2 separate regions of the Homo sapiens genome follow, and region 2 is linked to region 1. The links are chromatin contacts, found by Hi-C in ENCODE. All regions are on one chromosome and are shown on one strand. The core of a region is the stretch at or near the end of the contact, and the rest is flanking DNA. Distances in the headings are between cores, read along the strand shown. Region 1 overlaps MYT1L (myelin transcription factor 1 like). Region 2 overlaps TRAPPC12 (trafficking protein particle complex subunit 12).

What was found. A loop is a pair of places that touch in the nucleus more often than their neighbours do. Pooled maps may share reads with other maps.
Region 2: a loop to region 1 is called in a map of A673, with 4 times the contacts of the local background. The contact joins two enhancer-like sites. A Hi-C loop is called at or near these places in 4 of 168 maps with a recorded cell type or tissue (A673, chondrocyte, esophagus muscularis mucosa and 1 more), 1 of 37 single-sample maps with no recorded cell type and 10 of 50 pooled maps.

The regions. Positions count from the first base shown.
Region 1 is chr2:1,853,599-1,856,298 of GRCh38, reverse strand. All of the region lies in intron 18 of MYT1L (myelin transcription factor 1 like), which reads left to right. Among named protein-coding and RNA genes, the nearest start is that of PXDN, 110 kb to the right of the region's middle. Within about 2 kb of position 1,323, at least 2 of the 41 ENCODE cell types and tissues checked have a DNase peak (open chromatin) inside an H3K27ac peak, as active enhancers do; they include A673, where a contact is called at or near this core.
Region 2 is chr2:3,460,606-3,463,305 of GRCh38, reverse strand. The region is part of intron 8 of TRAPPC12 (trafficking protein particle complex subunit 12); the gene reads right to left. Among named protein-coding and RNA genes, the nearest start is that of TRAPPC12-AS1, 21 kb to the left of the region's middle. RefSeq lists an enhancer at 1,751-2,618. Within about 2 kb of position 1,250, at least 8 of the 41 ENCODE cell types and tissues checked have a DNase peak (open chromatin) inside an H3K27ac peak, as active enhancers do; they include A673, where a contact is called at or near this core.

The sequences.
Region 1 (2,700 bases), core at 74-2,573:
TGGTGAATAGTAAAGACAAGGCCAGGAGCACAAAGGGGACAAGGGGTCAAGTCCAAGGGTTCCTCAGATGCCTCAGATCTGCAAAAGCAACAGGAACAGATGTTTCTACCTGACAAGGGCTCTTGCCTTAAAGTCAGAGTTCCAAATGCTTCTGAGCGTCCCTGTCTTTTACTTTTTGTTTTCTTGTTGTTGCTTGGGTGGTTTTGTTTTGTTTTGTTTTGTTTTTTTAGAATTCGCCTGAATTCTGCACGTTGGCTGTAATGTAAATACTGCTTAAAATATTTTATTATGATTTTTCCATCACCACTCGTAAATGTCTATACAAGACACATTTTTTCAACCAGATAGTAATATGTACAACCAAAAGTTATTTTCTCTTAATATGTACAACCAAAAGTTATTTTTTCTTCAATTCTTCTTCCTTTTTTTTTATTTTTTATTTCTCTTAAATTCTTAATCTCAGGCAAACCCATGACCAGAGATGAAGCAAGATCAGGACTATTTTTGTCTTGAAAATATCCGTGGGGCAGCTCGTGTGGGTTTCAAGATTATTTGTTCATCATCTTCTTTCTCCAGTTGTTTTTAGCAATAGTATCTTTGGAATAGAAAAGAAAATATATACATATGTATATATAACCAAGCGTTTTATTTAATGCAAGTTTACACCTTAACCATCTACAGGAACTTAAAATAGCCTTGCTGTTATTGTTCGTGGTAACTGTCAGGAAAGCAGGCGGGGCGCTAGGTGAGTGGTGCTCTTTCCAACCCCACTCTGCTCCCCAGCAGCCTGAGTGCTGCAGCGCTGAGAGCCGCAGCCTCCCTGAAAGGGAGCTGAGAGGCCGTTTCCATGGAAACCCAGTCAATCTCTTCTGCCATTTCCAAACCCAAGCTGTGCAGCACAGGCTGCCATCTGATTCTATCCACGGGGGATGCTGATTGTCCCACCTGGGCTTCCTTCGTGGAAAAGGCAATGCTCCTAGATGGGCAGATACAAATCGCGTGTTTGTAAATCGATTTCACGCCACGCCCGTGGTCGAGGATCCTGGAGCTGACTCCGTTTGAGAGGCGAAGATCCCTTTTGTTAGATGAACAGTCACTTCCCCATCCATCGACTTCAGAACATTGTATTTTTTTAATGTTGAGATTTCTTAAAGCTAGGAAATTTGTATGTAAATCTATGAGTTTTTAAAGAGCCTTAAATTCTTGAACAGTAACATAAAAATGGATACCAAGAGCGGTTGGAAGGAGGAACCCTTGAAAAGCCATTCTGGGCTGCCTTATGTGGTCTAGAAGCACCACCTAAAGACGGAAAAGCTGAATTACCACCCCCGAAAACCGGGGGCTGGTTATCTCAGGGAGACACAGCCAGTGTTTCCAGCATGTCTCTGCTCTGGGCGCTAGTGAGGACGTTGAGGGCAGCCTGAACTGTGGCGTTCACAGGAACCTATGCAGGCGGGTGGAGAGGCGTCTCAAGAGAAGGAGACGACGTCAGGCCCAGGAGGACTGTGAGCCTTCTCGGGCCAAACAGCTTCCCCACATTCATTCACGCGGCTAGCAAGTGGCACGCCTGGGATGAACGCCCCACCCGCCCAACTCGAAATCCTGGAAATGAGAACAATCCTTTTAAGAGAGAAAAGCCTCCTTCCAATGATTTTTTTCTTCCTCAGTACAGTGAAAGCTCTAAAAATGAGCTAAATCAATATAGTTTTGTTTGTTTTCATGATGAAAAAGGACATTTTAAAAACTTTTTTTACTGAAACCTAATTTGATTTTAAAATTAAGGGCATAGCACTCATCTAACCCCATTGGTGTAGACTTCAGCAGCACACTTGCTATTTTCCGTTAATCTCATAACACAGATACATTTGAGCTTGCAGTCTGCACCTGAGTAGTGCTTATTTAGCGGACTTGGGTAGAGCCCTCCATATGTATCATTAATCTCTTTACATAATCACATTTAATGATGGCCCAGTAATCTCAAAAAAAGCCCTACTTTAAAGACTAATCAATAAACAAAACAAAACTCACAGTGTTCCCCCGCCACCCTCCAAGTTAGCAGTTGTGAGTTGTATTTATACTGAGACCTAATGTTTTCAAAGTAGTTCAGGTTCTCCAACAGCCCCATCCCACCCGAGAAATGCAGCAAGAGTCATCAATTATTTTATTCTACCCTCCCAAATTTTATTAATCCAGTGTTCTTTGGATTTTTAAGATATAAATTGGGAAAGTGCTATTAATAAGCTTTTTAAAAAGGCATATTCTCCTATAACAAGAAGGACACATAAACCAAGCAATAAAAGTATTTGACAGGACATTAAGTTGCCACAGGTGCTGGTTAAAACACCTATTTTCTTATCAAACAATGGATTATACTTTCATAAATGACATTTAAACACATAAAAACTACCACAAAAACTTTTATAGGTAGTAAAAATATGATTTTCACTGAATTATTTGGCTATAATATCTCACTTTAAATTTGAGCAGAAGAGTCAACTTCCTTCTGCCCCAACAAAAAAGAACATCTCAAAAATGTTTAGCCATATTAAAATGAATAAATTTTAAATAAACATGCACTATGTACTTGAATTAGAAAGTTTAAGAATCTTTTTCTTTTCTTAAGCAAAAAGTAATACCAAGTATGTATTGGTGGCTGGTAGGAAAAATTTGTTTCTTGATACATTTTTAATACAGATACAT
Region 2 (2,700 bases), core at 1-2,500, 1.6 Mb before region 1:
CAGTTGGGGGAAGAATTCTGGGGCACTTCAGGGGGCCCATCGTCAATACAGCAGATGAGGATTTGGGATTGTGTTACAAAGTTTCCTTAGGTTGACGGTTACTTAATGACTTTATTTACTGAAGAGGAAACAGCCCTTCACAGGTAAAATGGCCAAAAGAAGCTCCTCAAGAGAGCTTAACCTACTCTCCAGATCCTGTGGATTTGGCTTTTGTAAAGGACATGAATGACTTACTTCCAGGGACAAGTCTATTTTAGCTCAATCTTCACCATTTCTTTTCAGCAGCCACACGTGTTTACAGGCCGTGAAACTAGATTTACAACCATTCTGCAACCAGCAAGGACTTCTGCAGTCTAATTTCAGCAAGACGGAAGGTAGCTGATGCAGCTGCGTGCTCCTTTCCATCATGTGCGGAGCCACGGCGGGTTCTGATGTGCATACTGGCGAGCTGTGGGGACACCAGGAGGGAAGTGGCCTCCCAGGGGCACCCGGGGGAGGGGGGGCCCAAGCCACCTAAGGTGGCAGGCACCTGCATCCATATGGTCTGCCAGTGCAGGTGCCCTAAGGCTACAGTGAGGCCTAAGGAGAGGAAGAAGTATTTAAAAAGTGAAGATAGTGACATTTTCAATGCTTTATAATACATGCCACTGTGCATTATAGCATATCATGCAGATTTATCCAGGGCTAAAACGTATGAATACATTTCATTGCTAAGAAGTTAAATTGGTATTTATTTCACTGTAATAAAAATGTTATTCAAGATAATTAAATGGCTGATTAAATAACTCATTGTTAGCCCATATACATAATTTAATTAACAGGATACCCCATATTATTAAGATCACACACTGTTGCAATACCCTGTATGCTCACTAGATGGCAAGAGAGTGCATATGCTTGGCTTGGCTTTAATTGCAACATTTTTGCCTCCTTTTTTTAACTCATGAAAATGAAAGCTTAAGCTGAACTTTCAAATTAAATCATGTCCATTGTAAAAGTATTTTTGAAATGCAATAATATGTTCTGTACTGAGTCCCAGCAATACAGGAAGAAGACTCACATTCGGAGCCTGGTGGTGGTGTTACTACCACAGTGCCACAAAGAAAAGCCCATTCCGTCGTTTTCTATTAATGTGTCTTAAAATGCAAATGAAAGCCCGCCAGTGGAACAGGGAACTTTCCTCCCTGGGGAGTTTTAGCCCCATGATTAGTGAAACGTCAGTCCTGTGAATTTATAATTGATTCTTCATGTCTTTGCATAAGAATGTTCCGGCAAGCTGGTGACTTTCAGGTGACGCTGACAATGCCCTCAGCAGGTGGAGGCCTACTGCGGACCGCCCAGACCGCCAGGTGGGGGTGTCAGGGCTGGCCACAGGCAGCACAGGGAGAATGGCCTGTTTTGGGAGGCAGAGGGGTCAGGCCGGGTGCTTCGGGGTCACCTGGTTGCTGGCCAAGCCTTGGGTGGTGAAGAGGCCACCAGGGCAGGGGAGCAGGAGGGCCTACTTTTCACTCCCACTCAGAGGTGGGCAAGCCCTGCTGCAGAAGCCAGAGGGGGCTGGAGAAGGGAAGGGGGCGGGTGGGAGGAGGGTGAGGACCAGAACAAAGCACCTGTGCGGGCCACCTGACCTCAGTGGGACTATCTCAGGAGTGGCAGCGGAAGAAAAACCTGCTCTGAGCAAAACCACAGAACTTGAAAACCGTAATTTCCTTTATCCAGTGTGTTGAAGGAGAGGAGAGAGCTGTGTGAATGTCAGAGCTGGGAGGGATTTCAGAGATCTCAGATCTATGCCCTTATTTTAAGGAGGAGGCTGAGGCTTGCAGTAGTGCGAGGCTGCGTCACGGTCGCTTGCTACCGAGGATGAACAGGACGCCGAGTCTCCTTGTGCGTCCAGCCTGACGTAGACGCAGAAGCGCAAAGGCAGCGGCCCCGCACTGGGCACTGGGGCTGCGCTAAAGCCGGGGTGCGGGCTGCACGTCTTCCTGATGGAATGCCTGAGCCACTGATGGCTGTGAATCTATACCCGCACCCAGCCTGCTCGGAGCAGTGCCCGGGGTCACAGTCACCTCTGGGGATGCTGCAGGGTCCGTGCATAAAGCAGGGCTGCCACTTCAGGGTTCATGACAGAGCCCGTGAGCACAGTTCTCCGCTGGTAAATTGCCTGCTCTGCCTTGCTGAAAATCAAGCTCAGGAATGACCTTGGCCCCATGAAAGCCGCATGGGTGTGGGAGTTAAGGTCGCTGTCTTCGAACAGCCCAGGAGGTGTTACGAGCACTGCTCCGGAGCGCCTGCTGCTAGCTGATTCCTGCAGTAGCTCTCAGTACGCACAGCTGGCTGCAGGGACACTAGCTCCACACAGGGCACCCTGATGCCCAGTGTGGGAGGTGAGCCAGGTGTGGGGTGCGTTCCAAACAAAGAGAGGAGCCAAAAAACACCGTTGCACAGGCTGGCGAGAGCCAGGAGACACGGAAAAACAGATGACAGCCTCAGTTCAGCTCCTTGATTTCTAAGCTGTTTCCCTGCGGGCTGAGAGCTCTGGGGTGACGTCCTAAGAAGGTCTTGTGGGGAAGCCTGTCTTCAGGTGTTGTAAGCATCAATCATAAAATCAAAACCATGAGGTGAAAAAAACACCCTCCACGAAGATAGGGAGAACAAAGGACACCTTCTGGGGATGGAGTTCAGAGAAAAATGGGGGAAAATGAA